Regions from separate parts of the Mus musculus genome. Here region 2 is linked to region 1. Evidence: chromatin loops called from intact Hi-C (ENCODE). Cell type or tissue: left cerebral cortex. All regions are shown on one strand. Links, peaks and the distances in the headings refer to the core of each region. The heading gives the core; the rest is flanking DNA.

Region 1 (5,383 bases), core at 78-5,077:
TCTGGAATCTACCATTCTCAGTATAACACCTCCTTGTCTGGTACTCCCAGTTCAAGGGACTTGTGCTAGTCTCTCCAGATTCACCTCCAGGCTGCCTCCAGGAGAGAAGGAGGCTCCTCAAGGCATTAGCTTTCTAACCTGCCCTCCATTACCTCTTAGTTTCAGACCGTTCTCCATTTTACTGATTCCTACAGTGTTGCGATCTCCTGGGAGACTTGAGTGAAAAACCGGCTGCAGTTATGGATCTTACAGGTCTTAAGGATCTGTATTTTTATGTTTTTGTTTAATGAGACATAATTTCTTTAGCTCCTGACTTATTTATAAGCACATTGTTTGAAACAAATTCCAGTTATCTTTTAAGTTTTATTTACTTGTGTCATAGCCAAATATGTGCTCTTGTTATATAAGTCTCTTAAACTTCATATAATTTAATCTATAATCAACTGCACGTTGAACTGTGTAATTGACTTTTTTGAAAAAGGTATGGTGAGATTATTTTTCCTCTATTACCTAAGCAGGCTATCAAGGGCCAAGAGAAATTTGAATAATCACATAAAGTGTGACACACACACACACACACACACACACACACACATATACATATATATATATATATATACATAATACACACACACACACATATATATATATATATATATATATATATATATACATACATACACACACACACACACACATACATACATACACATGCTTTTTCTATTTTTTGACAAATTCCTATGTGTAAATAGTAAGTTGTTTAACTACCCTTCCTAACTCCCTCTCGCTCCTATTATCCTCCCTCTCTACTCCCACAAGTCCCTTTTCCTGTCTTCTTGCTTAGTTGTGGGACTCACAGATCTTAATCCAGACTGACTGTATGGCAATAGGTTTAGGATTATTCATTAGTTTGGTGGACTCACAATTTGATACACAACTGAAAACTGTTCCTACCCGGAATATATCATTAGCTGATCAGGGAAAGAGTCCCATGAACACTGCCCTTTCTATGATTGGTTGTTGATATCTTATACAGGCCAACTACAGCTGCTGTGATGTTAACAACGGCTGCATCATACCCTAAAGATAGGATTTCATAGCCTTTCTACTGCCTGCTAGTTCTGCTCTTTCTGCTTCATCTTCTGCAGGGCTCTCTGAGCCTTAAAGGGGGTTGTATAAAACTGCTCATTCACCTGTCACTCTCAGGATCCTGAACAGTCATGACTTTCTGTATTCACTTGCATGCACTGAAAGAGAGCCTTCTCTGATTAAGGCTGAACGTTATCTATGGGTACAAACATAATCAGAAAGCAGTTTGGTGCCATGTCGATTTAGCTAATCAACAATAATGAGTTTCCCTCTATGGCTTGCAAATTCTCCAGCTATGTATTTTGATCACATTTACAGTACCAAGTGTGCATTCCCTCCTGTGGAGTGGCCTTAAATCCAATCAGAGTGGTTAACCTCTTAACAGTTGGGTCATGATTGTACCATCGCCCGTCTCCACGAGCAACATTCCAGCAAACTCCAAATGGACTATTAGGTTTGGAAGATTATGTATATCCTTGTTAAATTGGTCTTCTTTAGGTTAGATGATGTAACATTACCTCCAGAATGGCCACAGCTAGCAGCCATGACCCCGGGATCAAAAAGGACTTTGGAGAGGAGGCAGGTGGTCATTGGCAGCAGCTAAAGCTTACACATTTTCTTAAGGCTGAGCTGTCCTTCCATCCCTTCTTTTTACATCCCCAAGTGCATTCCTTTGCCTTTTCTTTTGGGAAGGTGAAGTGTATCGAGTATTTTGGATCAGAAAGTTGCTAAGGACAGACAGAATATTGGAAAAAAAATCTGGGGTATTGAGAGTTTGAGCCTCCATAGACTTCAAAATCCACTTTAAAAAATGCAAAATTCTGTCCCAGATTTGACCTACTCCTATGATTTGTGCCATTAATCGATCTCTACTGTATTCTTCTCCCTTGTTTCAATCATTTATTCATTCCCCCCCCCCCACTGTGTGTCTGTGTATGTATGCATGCGCTGCAGAACACATGTGGTCAGAGGATAACTTGAGAATTCAGAACTCTTCTATCACATGGGTCTAGTAAATGAAACTCGAGTCAGCAGGCTTGGTGCCATGTGACTTTAAGTGCAACACCAACTTACTGACCCTTAATGACTATATTCTCTTCTGACAATACATATTACATTTTTCAAAATTTAAACATTTGCTTTAGTGTCTGTGTGTGTTTGTGTGTTTCTACATAAGTATGTGTGCATATGAGGATGTGCTGAGATCCAAGGATAACTTGTGGGAATTGGTTTTCTCCTTCCATCAGTTAGGTCCAAGGAATTGAACTCAGGCCTCTAGACTTCGTGTTATATTGCCACCCACTGAGACATCTTGTCATCTTTTCTTTGATTTTTCGCTTCAAGGTTAGACTTTCCTATACTATACTACTTTCCCTCTATCCTCTCTATCCCTAAATAGTTATCTCTTCAGTGTTATGGCTAAAGAAATAACCCAGTGGGAGTGTGCCAGGGAGAGGGGTAGGAAAAAAAAGGTTTTGGAAAATAGTTGGAAGAGCAGCCATCTTCTGGGCCTGTTGCCCAATTTTGATACATGAGTCACTGTGGGTGCTAGAATCACGGAAGACTGACTTAACTGATAAGCTAAAGTCCTCTGCCCTGCTAAGGTAAAAACTATTTGAAAAGCAACCTGTACAGTTGTCATATTTGAAGACTTGTCCTGTTTATTGGTTCTTTGAATCACCAAGCATCTCTGGAAATGGGACAGGGCTCCATTAGTTGGCATTTGCAGTAGCAAATCCTGTCTAGGAGGGCTGTCAGAATTCTCAGCACTGACAACCTCCTAGGGTAATGAGACCAGCTGACCATCATTTATTTATGCCTTCAAAGGACTTTGGAAGCCCAGGTAACAATGGGTGGAAGAACAAGTCTGTCATGTATTAATAAACAGGAAGGCTGATCATGGGAGGTGGGTTCTCTTCCAAGAGGGATCACCAAGGACTAATGGGCTCCCCGGAGCTTTAGGCCAGGCCTCTTTCTTCTAATGACTTATTGGTTGAGGTTACCAGGAAAGAAAATTGTATTTCCCCCTCTTTTGTCTGGAGAAACTAAAGTCATTTTATTAGTAAATTCTTTTAAGAGAAGGCAGAGATACATCTACCCGGGATGCTCCCAGCACATATAGTAGGGTACTGGATTTTTTAAGTACTGAGCACCTATGAAGTGCCAGACACCATGCTAGGAATGAGGACAGTGTAGTTCCTCAAGTGTGGATTCAGTCTTTCTAGGTCCAGGGAAAAGTTAGTTTGAAGGATACCAGATCAATTTACTTACAAGGACTTTTAGAGAATTTGTGTGCTCCCTGGAGACTGAAAATATCAGAGACAAGTCTCAGGGGGCTTATGGGCAGGCAGAAATAAACCAGTGCAGTGGAGACTGTGGCAGGAAGATGAAGTGCCAGAACCTGGGAGAGTAATACCATGTGAATTTGTCTCCCGGTGCTAAAGGCTGAGTTCCCTCTGAGACTCCAGCTTAGAATCCTTCCCTTTCTTCCTTCCTTTTTGCGGTGGCTGTCAATCCTTCACTTTGACAGACAGCTGTGCCAATCCAGTGTCTGCCTCCATCTTTATGTGGTGCCTCCATGCCTTCATGTTGTCTTATAATAAGGACCCCAGCTGTTTACAAATACAGTGACATTTTGAGGTCCTGGACACAGGGACTTCAATTTCTTTCTTTTTTGGTTCCTGTTAGGGGTTGCTAAATTCTGAACCCCAAGATCTAGTTGCCCCCTCAGACAAGTGCATCCTCATATACACTAGCCTTTACTGTGTAAACTTTGCTCCCCAATTTAAGGCTATTGGGTAATAAAAGGATATACAGCCTGCGATGGGGTGATAGAGAAAGGCGGGACCTGAGAACTGAGTAAGGGGTCCTGAAAAAGACAACTGTGGGGGAGGGTGGCAGGGAGGGACAGAAGGGGGAAGAGAAAGATGGAGCGAGGAAGAGAGGAGGAGGCTGCCCTGAGGCTGGATGGATCATGAGCACGTGGCCAGAAGAAGTGCACCCCGAAGACATGCGGATAGAGCCAAAGCAGCACAGGTGAGACTCAAACAGCAAGTAATAGAGGGCCACATGGTTTGGATAACAGCGTAGAAACTAGGCTTACAATCTAGGCTTCCTGCTGGGAGTTGGGACAATACCATATCTAGCACCAGGGGCAGCAGTATGAATGAGACACTGGTGGCTTTTTGAGGGAAATGACCGAAAAAAGAACCATCACAGAAGTCAAGATGAAATATAGGTTTTACATTTAGATGATTACAAGAATAGTGAACATAAATTAAGCTTAATAAGCAATTTGGAAGACAAATGTTTAGTGTGGGTGGCTAGGTGCTGAATGCTCAGACATACAAGGCAGTTGGAGGTAAGGGCCCAGAACTTGGGTGAGAAGTGATCTGGAGGACTTTTCCTAGAAATGATGTTCCTTAGCAGTCAGCCAGATGGTCTAACATCCTTGTTTCTAGGACACTGTTCCCATTTCCACACTTTTAGAACCCTCACTTAAGGCTCGAAAGCAAAATGCTTTTAATTTCTGAAAATCTAGTACAACTGCCTTCTCAAAACTGATTACTGTAAACAGCCTTAAAATAATTTCCTGTTTTGTATTCCAAATTGGTGATATCAAGGTTCTTGGATCTTTCTTCTGGTTCAAGGACAGGTTCAGCATTTTGATGCCCTTAATATAGTTGAAATTGGAGTCACTGTTATCTCTCAAGATGTTGTAATTATTTCATGGAAACCTGGGAGATGTAATTGTATTTTCTTAGACGCATTGATCATCATTAGGGGAGGGGAAGTAGGGCTGAGCAGAGAGAATCTTTTAACGTTCATTGGATGGATATGTTTATGGATACGAGAAGAAACTTGGTCACTGCTGCCAGGATTTCCTCGAAGTCTGATAACAGAAGTTCTGCTCTATAGTTGTGGGCTGAGTTTGAAGGCACATGGTCCATAATTCTGTATTTAGAATTTGTTCCCACAACTCCCTGACATAATTAGCCCAGAGGCTTATTAAGAAAACCTATATCCTCTTTCATGAACAGGCAATTTCAAAGGGAAAGAGTGGAGCCAAAACATGAATGAAGTTTTTAGAAAACTATCCTAAGGGTTGATTTACAGCATGACAAAACTAAACATTGAAGTCAGGAAACACCAGGCGAACTCTAACCCACATAGCTCTGAGAAGAAAAAACTAGTAACTACAGTTAATTTCCTTTCTTTCAATATTAACTTAGCAGGCATGTAATGACATACCTTTAATTCACTAATTAAAAAAGTATCTTGAGAAAAAACAAAA
Region 2 (5,383 bases), core at 294-5,293, 77 kb before region 1:
GGCAGGAATGAGTTACTATGCCTTAAAGAGTCTATTAAGGCACAGAGGACAGAAGAACAGGGTGTACAGAACTCACTGTTGTAGGAGACTCAGACAAAAGTAGTAACGACTAAGCCAAGAACCAGGGTAAGGTGATGGAAATCCAGTGTGCTGGTTTTGCATATATTCTCTGCATCCCCCCACAGAGAAGGGGCTGTGAGGATGTTTCAGATTTGACAAGGAAAGTGTTTACGGTCCAGAAGGTAAGCGTAGTTTGGGCTAATGAGACTGCAAAGGAAGAGATTTGGTCTTTGACTCAGGTAATGTGAAATCACTGAGTTTCAAGCAGGTAGCAAGGAAAAAAGTTCTAGAAAAATCAAAGCCGGCACAAAGACTCTTGGGAGGATGTTGTCTCAACTCCCAATAGGAATCCCACAAAGACACTAGGAGCTTCAGGGGCAGAAGCTAAGCTGTGTTAGCTGAGAGTGTAGGGTAGAGGTCTCTTAGGAAGCAGACGAGGATATCTAGCTACACAAACACCTTGAGAGATTTATTGTGAGGAGTCAACTTACTTGCTATGGAAGCTGAGAAGTACCACAGCCTATCAGCTGCAAACTATAAAGCCCAAAGACCAGAGAACTAGATTCTGAGAATCCTAGGCCATGGGCAGATGTATGTACGGCTCAAGAATCGATGCAGGAAGCAAAAGAAGGCAGATTCATCCTGGCCCCACCTTTGGAACTTACTCAGGCTTTTTAGGGGGCTTGACGACAGTCCCCTACTCTGGGAAAGGGTGATTTACTCTATTGAGTCCATGGATTCAAGCGCTAAACTCACCTGGAAACACTTCCATGTAAAAATCTAGAAATAACAGTTAACCTGGCCACTTCTGGCAATGTCAAGTTGGCACAGAAAAATCAACTGTTTTTTTTTTTGTTTGTTTGTTTGTTTTTCGAGACAGGGTTTCTCTGTATAGCCCTGGCTGTCCTGGAACTCACTTTGTAGACCAGGCTGGCCTCGAACTCAAGAGATCCACCTGCCCCTGCCTCCCGAGTGCTGGGATTAAAGGCGTGTGCCACCACACCCAGCTAGAAAAATCAACTGTGGCAAAGAAGCTGTTGAGGTGCAGCTTGGGGTTGGTAGAAGCGATGCATTTGGATTGGAGATACTGAACTTGGAAGAGCTTGTGGGATATTCCAGTGGGATGGTCTAGTGTTTGCTCGTACTTGGAATAAAGACATAGATTGGGGAGTGGTAAGGTAGATGATGAAGCATAGGGGTGGCTGAGGCTACCACTCTGAGTGATGGGGGTTTAAAATTGACATGAGGTGAAGCCCCCTGAAGAGAAGTGCATTGGGGATGGGCTAAGGAAGAGGAGCTCTGGAGAGAAAACTGGAAATGAAGCCTAAGATCTGGGCTCAACTATGACAACACAGGGTCACCAGAGCCAAAGGAAGTGGTGACTCAAAATGAGCAAGCCATCAGGATTTCCAAAGGTTGGAGAGAATTACTACATCAACTTTAACATCGTCATTAGGACATTAGATTTAACCACAAAGAGATCTTTGGTTTTACTTACAAGGATTAATAATTTTTCTACCAACAGATACCTTCTAAGTCTCTTCTTATCGATACCAGGTTGTTCTTGGCTTGAAGCTGATATGTTAACAAGGAAACATACAGCAAAATAGTAACTAGACGAGGCTACCCCAGACCAGGACAAGAGCTGTTAGCAGCAGGACATGCCAGTGGGCAAGAAGAGGAGAGAGGACATTACTTCAGACTGGCTAGACAAGGAAGGCCTCCTCAGGAGGTGGCCTGTGATCTGAGTCTTCATCATAAGAAAAATATTTGCATAAAGATTCAGCAGTAGAATGTTTTAGAAGAGTATTACTGGTGGTTTCCGGGTTACTGGTGGTTTCAAAGAATTAAAGGAGTTTGAACAAACAGGGAAGCAGCGAGGGCTTTTACTCAGAAGCAAAGTGAATGCATGGAGTGGGTGTGAAGCAAAGGAGGAGTGGGCTCAAACAAGGCTGCTCAGAATTCCTCTCTCACCTGGGCAACTTCCCTGTAAGCCTCCTGAAGAAGGCAGGGTTGGTTGGTAGGGGCAGCTTGTTTGTGAGCTTTTGCCAGTAAACTATTGGCAGACAGAATCTTGGATCTTCTGTACAGGCATGGGGCATGGGTATTAATTAACTATTATTATTATTATTATTTGGTTTTCCAAGACAGGGTTTCTCTTTATAGCTCTGGCTGTCTTGGAACTCACTCTGTAGACCAGGCTGGCCTCGAACTCAGAAATCCGCCTGCCTCTGCCTTCCATGTGCTGGGATTAAAAGCATGCACCATCACCGTTCAGCTTGGGGATGGGGCTTTAATCTCATAATTAAAAAAAAAAAAGTTAGTGCATTTAAGTATTTGGCTGATGTCCATGGAGGTCAGGTGGGGGCATCAGATCCTCTGGGATTGGATGGAGTTCCAGTTAGTTGTGAATCCCGTGGTGTGTAGGTGCTGGGAATCTAACAAGTCTTTTGTAAGAGCAGCCAGTGCTCTTCACTACTGAGCCATCTCTCCAGCCCCATGATCCACAGTTTTAATGACATACATGCCTAGTCATGCACAGATCTAAGATAGTAATTGGGAATTTCCTCTTAAAAATTCACTCTGAGCACCCTGTTCATCTAGAGCTGGTTCTGGTTGGCTCTACTCATTTCCTTCTAGTTTCAGGATGTTTGACTTTGAACTAACTACAAGTGGGTAGTTGTTGCGGAGCTCTTAGGGCAGAATGGCCAGTTGCTTTGCTTAGACTGATGTATGTGGGGTTATTGGTTGCTAAGCTATCCCTGCAAACTACATGCCTCAGAGGGAAGATCTTATGCCAAAGCCCTAACTCAGTGGTTTTTGTTTGGTGTGATTTTGTTCCCCAGTGGATATCTGGCATTGTTTTAAGGTTCTTTTTATGTAAGTGTTTGATCCATAGGCTTGAACCCAGGGCCTGTGCATGTTATACAAGTGTTCGTCTACTGAGCTGCACTCTCAGACCATGAGACATTTTTCTATTCTTATAGCTGGAGAGGTCCTAATGGCATCTAAGGCATGGAGGGCAGGGATTCTGTTCATCATTTTATGGTGAGCAGGCCAGTCCCCACTTCAAGGAATTATCCTGCTCCAATGCCAAGTGTGAGGGATCCGGGACTAAATTAGGAACCAGCTTGGCCCACTTAAGGACTAGAAATGAGGTCAGTGCCTGGCAACTGGTCTCGGAAGGAATGCATGACAGAATATGAGTCAGAGAGGTGGGCGGGCCCAGCTGACAACCCTTCTAGGACTTGATGAGGGCTTGAAGCTATCAGGGGGTCTAAGGAGGGAGGTGACTTGCTGTGATGTATATCCTAGAATGACACTCTACTGTCTGAAGACAGATGCCTGTGGGATGGGACAGAGGGCCTGCTACAGTTGACATCTGAGAGGGACAGTGCCTTGAAAAGGGGGACTGCAGGAGTGGGATGTAAGCGAGCCAGAGAGCTGATGGCACTTGTGTGGTGGGCTGGGTGAAGCTGAGGAAAAGTGAAGACTCAAGAATTACTTCTAAGGATTCAGTTTGAGCAAGAGGGTGAGGGAGGATATAATTCACAGTAATGGAATGACTGGGCAAGGTCTGGATTTAGAGAAAGCACAAAGTGTGGTTCTCTCTCTCTCTCTCTCTCTCTCTCTCTCTCTCTGTCTCTGTCTCTGTCTCTGTCTCTGTCTCTGTCTCTCTCTCTCTCTCACACACACACACACACACACACACACACACACACACACACACACTATAACCATAGCTAGCCTGGCTCAGAGCTGCCCAGATCAGTCTGCCTCTGTCTCCAGGATACTGGGATTGAACACTGAACCACCGTGCCAGGCAGTAGCATGTTTATTAGGAGCATCATTTAAGGGCCACTGAGTTGGCTCAGTAGGTAATGATATTGCTGTCCAACCACATGACTTGGGCTTGATTCTTGGAACCCACATGATGGAAGGAGAGCACCAGCTTCCCCAAGTTGTTCTGACCTTCCCACATGTGAGATGGCACTTTTGTACCTCCCAAACACACATACAAACATAAAGTTAGGAATGAGAGTTCAGCTTCTGTTATGGTAATCATGGTGTAGTTTGATGTAATTGCAAACACCCTAATTGCCCAATAATACAAGAGTAACTAGATAAATTATGGAACCAGTATAAAGGAATATGTAAATATGTTCATTAAGGTGGAAATATGGTCACAGTGATTATATGTGACAATGATTGTGAATCAGGATGGAGAATCTGGGTCCATGGGATGCTGGTTTCACTTCTGATACCAAAATCAATACAGCATAAAGCAACAAGTTAAGTGGAGAAGAGAAGCTTAAAAACCTGTAGAAGAAAAATATGGACAACTGTTCTTATAATCATGGGTGGTAAGAGCCTGACAGTATTATCCATAAGGGAAACCATGAAGGAGACATGAAAATAATTGAGCAATGAGAAAGCTAAATCTCTCAGAGAAGAAAAAAAAAACCTTACAAAGTAAAAAGGTCAGAAGGAAGGCTGGGAAGAATAATTCATGATGAATACCACAAAGAAATACTCTAAGTAATTTTAATTTAATTTAAAGATTCATTTATTTTATTTCATATATGTGTGTTTTAACACGTGTATGCTATGTGTTGTGTGTGCTCCAAATAAATTAATAAATCGATAGATAAGGCCATAAGTCTACCAGAGAAATAGGCTAGACAGGAACAGGGAAACATGACTATCAGAATATGAGAAGTTCTTCCTAAAGATTTATTTATTTTTACCCTACGTGTATGTGTTTTTGCCTGCATGTGCGTATGTGCACCACATGTATGCCTGGTACTCATGACGTGAGAAGAGGGTGCCAGATGTCCTGGACCTGGAATAACTGATAGCTGTGCGTTGTTATGGGGGTGCTAGGAACTGAACTAAAGTTCTTTGCAAGAACATCAAGTGCTTTTAAACACTAGGCCATCTCTCAAGCCCCCAAAGTTTCATATTCTTGAGTATGAAGAAAATTCTGGCTGAGCCTGGAGATGTACACCTTTAATCCTAGCATGAGGGATGCCAGTTCAAGACAAGCCCAGGATAGTTGGTGAGCTCCTGTGTCAAGAAGAAGAAGGAAAAGAAGGAGAAGAAGAGGAGGAGGAGGAGGAGGAGGAGGAGGAGGAGGAGGAGGAGGAGGAGGAGGAGGAGGAAAAGAAGGAGAAAGAAAGAAAGAGAGAGAGAGAAAGAAGGAAAAGGAAATAAGCAAATTTAGAGCATTTAAAAATGATCATATTGGTAATGGAAAGATCAAGGGTTAGAAGTGCAGGTTAGTGCTAGAGCACTTACCCAGCGTATACAAGGTCCTCAGCTC

What was found. Hi-C counts contacts between places; a loop is a spot of excess contacts. Peaks named below come from ENCODE experiments on the same cell type or tissue, not always from the same donor. Only the 100,000 strongest peaks of a DNase experiment are listed, where the experiment ranks them.
Region 2: a loop joins it to region 1, with 3 times the contacts of the local background. A loop is called at or near these places in 2 of 42 quality-filtered maps.

The regions. Positions count from the first base shown.
Region 1 is chr6:35,500,511-35,505,893 of GRCm38, forward strand. No RefSeq gene overlaps it. Among named protein-coding and RNA genes, the nearest start is that of Mtpn, 37 kb to the right of the region's middle. In left cerebral cortex, for the core only: no CTCF peak of the experiment used is centred there; DNase peaks (open chromatin) are centred at 2,580, 4,478 and 4,998; H3K27ac peaks cover 2,253 bases.
Region 2 is chr6:35,423,256-35,428,638 of GRCm38, forward strand. No RefSeq gene overlaps it. Among named protein-coding and RNA genes, the nearest start is that of Gm38789, 13 kb to the left of the region's middle. In left cerebral cortex, for the core only: no CTCF peak of the experiment used is centred there; a DNase peak (open chromatin) is centred at 3,249; H3K27ac peaks cover 898 bases.